2 separate regions of the Homo sapiens genome follow, and region 2 is linked to region 1. The links are chromatin contacts, found by Hi-C or POLR2A ChIA-PET in ENCODE. All regions are on one chromosome and are shown on one strand. The core of a region is the stretch at or near the end of the contact, and the rest is flanking DNA. Distances in the headings are between cores, read along the strand shown. Region 1 holds the start of MTHFD2L (methylenetetrahydrofolate dehydrogenase (NADP+ dependent) 2 like). Region 2 has its middle 33 kb from the start of EREG.

Region 1 (3,707 bases), core at 566-3,065:
TATAGAATGCCATATAATAAAAATCATGCAGTATGTAGCCTTTTCAGACTACCTTCCTTCACTTATCAGTATGTATTTAAGATTCATCTACGTCTTTTTATGGCTTGGTAGCTTGCTCCTTTTCACTGATGAATAATATCCCATTGTATGAATATTTCACCGCTTATTTAAGAACATCTTGGTTTCTGGAGAATATGAATAAAGATGCTATAAACATTCATATGGTGGTTTATTGCAGACATATTTTAAAATCAGTTGGGTAAATACATAGGAACATGGTTGCTGGATTGCATGGTTAAATGATATTTAGCTTTGTAAGAATCTGCCAAACTGTCTTCCAAAGTGACTGAATCATTTTTTTATTCACCAACAATGAATGAGAGTTCCTGTTGCCACACATCCTTGCCAGCATTTCGTATTATCAATTTTTTGGACTTCAGCGGTTCTAATGGGAGTGTAGTGGTATCTCACTGTTGTTTTAATTTGTATTTCCTTAATGATAAATGATATTGAATATTTTTCCATTTTTTTTGACCTCTGTATGCCTTTTTTGGTGGGTGTTTTCAGATCTTTTGCTCACTTTTAACTGAGTTGCTTTTCTTTTTTCTTTAATTGTTGAGTTTCAAGAGTTCTTCGTATATTTTGGGTGTAAGTCTTGTAAAAATGTTTTGCGAATATTTTCTCCCAGTATGTGATTTGTTTCTTTATTAACAGTGTCTTTTGCATGGCAGAAGTTTAAATTGTTTTTTTCTTTTATGAATTGTGATTTAAGTGTTTTATCTAAAGTCTCATTGCCAAACCCAAGGTCACCTAGATTTTTTCCTGTATTTTCTTCTAGGCTGCTTATTTGTGTCAAATGGATTTAGATCAGCCAGGAAAGAGTAGGGTATCCCATTCTTATTGATATGATTTTAAAGAGCATATTTTCTGACAGTCTATGATTTTAAAAAACAAGTTTTCTCAGTAAAAGTGCAGCTATGAAAGACGTTGTTCTGACTCAACAGCAGCAGCCTGACCTTGGGAGAAAAGTTGTTTCCTGTTAACTTCCCAGCTGGTTTTATCTGTGACTGTTTTTTGTGTGTCTGTCTTAATTTGCAAAATGAATGGACAGTCTAATGTTTTACTTTTTCAGAGGGAGCAGATATTTTGCTTCCTCACCACACAAGCTCACCACACAATGCAGGGTTCTTAGCCTGCATCGACTTGATCATAACTCAGGAAAAGACAGATATTGGTCAATATTTCCTTCCAAAAGTGGAGATGATAAAGTAGAAGTATAGAAATCCTAAAGTCCAGACCTTCCTTGTTCAGCCAGGTTTTGCTCCTTCTCCACACACCTTTGTTCTTTTCTCCAACTTCCAAGGAATCTCACAAAGGAAGTGGGAAACAATGAACCTATTACTTCTTTCCTGCTTTAAATCCAATTCCACGTAGTCACGGAGACTGTTGGGCAGGATCTCTGGCTTGGTGGAAAGTGGGGCGTGCTGCCTAAAGTGATAGTTTGGAGGCCTTCTCTGTGCCGTCGCTATGGGAATGCCAGCTATATGTTGGCTGGGTGCGGGGCCCAGTCGCCAGGCCACACTGCACGCTTCCACATCCTCAGAGGGCCCGGGACTTGGGTCCTGGCCCCGCCCCCTGCGGACCCGGCACTCTGTCAGTTCCGTCCCCGGTCCTGGGAACCGCTCTTTACCCCACTCTGCGTGTCTGCCGGAACCTGGCTGGGAAGCGCTACTTGCTGCCCTGCCAGCCCGGGTGAGGGCGGAGCCAGGCCTCCAGCCGCGAGGACTGGAGTCGCGGGAGGTGGAGCCCCAGTCCGGAAGCCGGGGATCCGCGGCCATGACGGTGCCGGTCCGCGGCTTCTCGCTGCTCCGCGGCCGCCTTGGCCGAGCGCCGGCGTTGGGCAGAAGCACAGCACCCTCCGTAAGGGCACCGGGAGAGCCCGGGAGTGCGTTCCGGGGCTTTCGGAGCAGCGGTGTGAGGTACGAGGGCTGCGGGCGCCGGGTGCGGAGCCGCTGGCGGTGGGAGGTCGGCGGGGGCGCGGGCGGCGCTCGCGCGCGTGGGGCCCAAGGCTCGTGGGCGGCCGCGCGGCGGCGGGCTGGGTCGAGGACAGCCTTGTCTGTGAGGTGGCCTTGCCGGTCGCGCGGGCGAGTCGCAGTTGCCTCAGCTTGGGGAACGAAAACGTGCTCTGCTCTGGGCTCTCGCACCAGAATGTTCCATCTTTGCAGCAGGTGCACTTGATTTAGGAAGACATTTGAGGCACTAAGAAAAGGTAGTATAAAAACACGTGGTCGGCTTGGTCAAACATTTGTTTTTACTTTGGTTATTTTAGTGTTTCGTAAATAAAGGAGTAGGCGTTGTGCAGATGACTTACTAATGTTTGCGTTTCTGAATTCCTTTGTTAATAGTGTTGTCTAAGTCTTTTCCAACTCTAAAATTATTTATGGTTTCACAAAACCAAATATCAATCCAGATTTCTCAGTCTTTTCATGTATGGCTCTCCCTCCCTAAACCTCTGTCAGGTGATGAGACTTAGATTCATTACATGTCTTGGTTGCTGGCAAGAACCATGCAAATACAACAGGGTACGCACTCTTCTATCTTATGCTTTACCAGTCTTAGTTGCAAAATCCGTCTTAACAAGATGAAAATATATCTTCTTGACCCAGAGCTTGTGAGTCCAGAAGAGCCTCTGTTTTCAGACTTTCAGGGCTTCCAGAAATGCGCTTTCATTGCCATTTTACGTCCAAAATTGTGTCTCACTCGAGTTTTTGTATCCGCCAGTGCCCAGCACAATCCCTAGAAAAGCAATGACTGGTAACGTGGAAACTTAGATACTGTTTATTTAATTTAAATCAGTTAACTCCCTATTGTGTACATTTAGATCTTAGTCTCGAGTGTCTGAATTTAAAAATTACTTCCTATAGGATTTGCTTTGGACATAATTTCTTGTGACTAGGTCTTCCACAAGGATATGTGAGAAAATAACAGTGAATCAGAGTTGTGTAAGCTGTAGTAGGTTGGGTAAGAATGTTCCACTTAGTTTGGAACTACCAGCTAGATCTACTACCTAGGAAAAGCAGATTCTGTAGAATTCTATTTGTTTTAAAGAATTGAGGAAATTATTTGCCGTCACTCTAAATTACTTGTTTGTATCATTATTTTTTGAATTTCAGTTGTTTTAGGGGTGCTTTTCAGGGTGAGGATAACTTGTTTCAAATAGTACAACTTGATTAATTTCCCTGTCAGCTTGCTGTAAACAACTCCATCTCCCCATCTTCTCCATGACCTGCATACATTGAATGGAAGTCATTACAAACAACAGTTACAACCCCAAAATTTGGTTGTAGCCCCTTGCTTTGTACACACACACCAACTCATGTAGAATTCAAAACTTTTAAGTTACACATAATGACCTCTTTATAATTTAAAATAGTTGAGTGCAAAGGTTTTGGAAAGCTATTATCCCTATGCACTGTAAGAGTTACTAATTTCAGCCCGGCTGCTTTCAGTTCCACTTGATGCAGATTATAGTTATAAAAAAAGTAATATATTTTGATAGTTTTTATTTTTTAAAGAGGGCACTAGGCAAGTTAAGATAAGGCGGGGGTTTTGACGCCCTCTTTGTACTGAATACCATCTCTGAAGGTGAGGTTGGCCCCAAGGTTGAGAAACACCTGTGGACTGGTGGGTCTCGGGTGGGGAGGAAT
Region 2 (3,707 bases), core at 500-2,999, 240 kb after region 1:
AGTGCAGTGGCGTGATCTCAGCTCACTGCAACCTCCACCTCCCAAATTCAAGTGATTCTCCTGCCTCAGCCTCCTGAGTAGCTGGGATTACAGGTGCCCGCCACTACGCCCAGCTAATTTTTTGTATTTTTAGCAGAGACAGGGTTTCATCATGTTGGCCAGGCTGGTCTTGAACTCCTGACCTCGTGATTTGCCTGCCTTGGCCTCCCAAAGTGCAGAGATTACAGGTGTGAGCCACCACACCCGGCCATGACTGCATAATCCTAAAACAACACTCTATTATTGGATGTGTGAGTTGTTTTCAGTTTTCCGCAGTTGCATATAAGTTTTGATGAATACCCTTGTAACAAAATTGTGCCTCTTTTATATTATTTCCTTAGAATAAGTCCCTAAAGTGAAATTACTAAACCAAAGCTAAGAATAAGCAAATTTTGTGTTTGATATAACTCCCAGCAATTATTTTTTAAGTTTAAGTAACAAAATAAAAAATATATCTATATTAATATCTACAGGATAACTTGGCAAATGATTCAATCATAAGTTATCCTATGAGCTTTTCACCCTACTTGCTTCATCATTCCTTCTCCCTCTCTGAACAATTTGAGAAAAGTTACAGATATTGCAAAGCTCTGCCTCTGAATACTTCAGTGATTATTTCCTAAGAATAAGGATATTCTCTTATAAAACCATAGTCAAGTTGTCAAAATCAGGAAATTAAACATTGAATACTTTTATCTGACATTGATTCCATATTAACTCAAATTTAAATTATCCTAATAATGTCCTTTATGATTATTTCTTTTTTTTTTTTCATTCAGAATTCAATCCAAGATCACAGGTTGCATTTTGTTGTCAATCTCTTTAATTTCCTTTTTCATTGAACAGCTCCTCAGCATTTCTTTGGACTTCTTGATCTAGATATTTGTAAAGATTACAACTCTGTTCCAAATTGTCCCACATTTTGTATTTCTCTGATGTTGGTTAATAATTAAAATCAGATTATGTATCTTTGGAGGGAACATATTGGAAGTAATAGTGTGTCCCTCAGAATACTTTATATTGTGAACCCCAGGATATCAATTTATCCTAATGTTTATGATATTAAGATTGATCATTTTGTTAAGATGACATTTATTAGATTTATCCACTATAAATTTACTATTTTGCCCTTTATAATTAATAACTAATTTGTGGGGAGATATTTTTGGACCATGTAAATATACTGTTTCTCATTTAAATTTCACCCACTAGTTTCCATATTGATGTTTTTCCTATTTGATCATTTCTTCTACATTTGTTATTTGGGGTTCTACTGTAAGGAAGAGCTTTTCCTAAAGGTTTATTTATTTTTATCACTATGAACTATCAATATTTGTTCTATCATTGTTTATAAATTAAACAGAAGAGACCTTTCATGCCAGTTCAGGAGAGGGACTAAGCACCTTGAGCATGTTACCTAACCTCTCTGTGCCACCATTTCCTCATCTCTATAGCAACTCTGCCTTACAGGGCTACTATAAGAATTCACTGAATCAATACATATAAAATGCTAAGAACAGCATTTGGCAGATACTGAATGTTCAATAAGTACCATCTGTTATTACTACTTCGAAAGAAGTTCCTCACAACTGGTGGTTACTTGGGAGAAATAAAAAATTTAAATAATTTGTTCAAATCACTTCTAGTTATTTCTAAATTACATCTGGGGTGATTGTATTTCTCCTTACAGAATTACACCAGTTGTGCTTTTACAGTTTTGGTTTCGTTTTTGGTAAGAATTCAGGAACACATTCTTAATGTTTTATCAGAAGTATTCCTGGGCAATAGAAACTAGGGAAACACACAGCTTCCTGCATCTTCCATGGAAGGTGGAAGGTAGTGTGTCCGGAATTGGTGGGTTCTTGGTCTCACTGACTTCAAGAATGAAGCCGCGGACCCTCGCAGTGTTACAGTTCTTAAAGGCGGCGTGTCTGGAGTTTGTTCCTTCTGATGTTTGGATGTGTTCGGAGTTTCTTCCTTCTGGTGGGTTCGTGGTCTCGCTGGCTCAGGAGTGAAGCTGCAGACCTTGGCGGTAAGTGTTGTAGCTCATAAAGGCAGTGTGGACCCAAAGAGCGAGCAGCAGCAAGATTTATTGCAAACAGTGAAAGAACAATGCTTCCACAGCGTGGGAGGGGACCTGAGCGGGTTGCCACTGCGGGCTCCAGCAGCCTGCTTTTATTCTCTTATCTGGCCCCACCCACATCCTGCTGATTGGTCCATTTTACAGAGACCCAAGTGGTCTGTTTTGACAGGGTGCTGACTGGTGGGTTTACAATCCCTGAGCTAGACACAAAGGTTCTCCACGTCCCCACTAGAGTAGCTAGATACAGAGTGTTGATTGGTGCATTCACAAACCGTGAGATAGACACAGGGTGCTGATTGGTGTGTTTACAAACCTTGAGCTAGATACAGAGTGCCAATTGCTGTATTTACAATCCCTTAGCTAGACATAAAGGTTCTCCAAGTCCCCACCAGTCAGGAGTCCAGCTGGCTTCACCCAGTGGATCCCCCACCGGGCCGCAGGTGGAGCTGCCTGCCAGTCCCATGCAGTGCACCCGCATTCCTCAGCACTTGGGTGGTCCATGGGACTGGGCGCCATGGAGCAGGGGGCGGCGCTCTTTGGGGAGGCTCCGGCCGCACGGGAACCCACAGAGGGTGGGGGAGGCTCAGGCATGGCAGGCTGCAGGTCCTGAGCCCTGCCCCGCGGGGAGGCAGCTAAGGCCCGGGGAGAAATCGAGCGCAGCACCCGTGGGCTGGCACTGCTGAGGGACCCAGCACACCCTCCGCAGCCGCTGGCCCGGGTGCTAAGCCCCCTATTGCTCAGGGCAGGCAGGGTTGGCCAGCCACTCTGAGTGCGGGGCTGCCAAGCCCACGCCCACCCGGAACTTGTGCTGGCCAGCAAGCACCACCCGCAGCCCGGGTTCCGCCCGGGCCTCTCCCTCCACACCTCCCCACAAACTGAGGGAGCCAGCTCCGGCCTCGGCCAGCCCAGGAAGGGGCTCCCACAGTGCAGCGGTGGGCTGAAGGGCTTGTCAAGTGCCGCCAAAGTGGGAGCCCAGGCAGAGGAGGCGCTGAGACCGAGCGAGGGCTGTGAGGGCTGCCAGCACCCTGTCACCTCTCAATAGCATCATGAGAAGATGGTATTATAGCTGAAGCATTTCCTTTCAGTGGGACATTTGGTTTCCTTGGCATCTGTATAGTTGCGGAAGACAAGGAAGCATATTCAGGTCTTTCTCCAGCTTGCTGTCATCAGGTGCCCGTAAAGAAGACTCAGAGCCACCTCTGAGGGGCTGCTGATTCTGTTTTAGAGGCTATAGTGCAGGAGTGGGGAAGAGGTAGCACAGTGTTTTATGCATGTCTGAAGAAATCCCACAGAGCTGGAGGGACTTGATAATCAGGGATGTGAACAAAGATTTACCAATGAAGATATTAATTAAAATGGCATTTTTAAGAGCAAATACTTAGGCACCACATAAAAGGTCAGTGAGTAGGGAATACATTTCTGGTTAGAACATAAGTTGGTACTTTTTTAAAAAAAACTGTTTTTCAAAATGTAGCAAGAATCTTAAGCTGGTAATTACACTTTGAGAAATCCATTCTGAAAAAAATATTCTGAAATTCATGTAAAGAATCTGAACAAATATGTCCATCATAATATTATTTGTAAT

Evidence for each region. A loop is a pair of places that touch in the nucleus more often than their neighbours do. ChIA-PET counts read pairs that join two places held with the same protein, here RNA polymerase II (POLR2A). Pooled maps may share reads with other maps.
Region 2: a map of naive thymus-derived CD4-positive, alpha-beta T cell shows a loop between it and region 1 (12-fold over the local background). The contact joins the enhancer-like site here to the promoter of MTHFD2L in region 1. A Hi-C loop is called at or near these places in 1 of 168 maps with a recorded cell type or tissue (naive thymus-derived CD4-positive, alpha-beta T cell) and 7 of 50 pooled maps. POLR2A ChIA-PET finds 5 or more read pairs at or near these places in 1 of 52 experiments (naive thymus-derived CD4-positive, alpha-beta T cell).

Annotation. Positions count from the first base shown.
Region 1 is chr4:74,156,303-74,160,009 of GRCh38, forward strand. It overlaps MTHFD2L (methylenetetrahydrofolate dehydrogenase (NADP+ dependent) 2 like), which reads left to right and starts at 1,816. Exons shown (of 8, transcript NM_001144978.3): 1 at 1,816-1,979. The coding sequence starts at 1,837. RefSeq lists enhancers at 955-1,713, 1,714-2,470.
Region 2 is chr4:74,396,467-74,400,173 of GRCh38, forward strand. No RefSeq gene overlaps it. Among named protein-coding and RNA genes, the nearest start is that of EREG, 33 kb to the left of the region's middle. Within about 2 kb of position 1,750, at least 7 of the 41 ENCODE cell types and tissues checked have a DNase peak (open chromatin) inside an H3K27ac peak, as active enhancers do.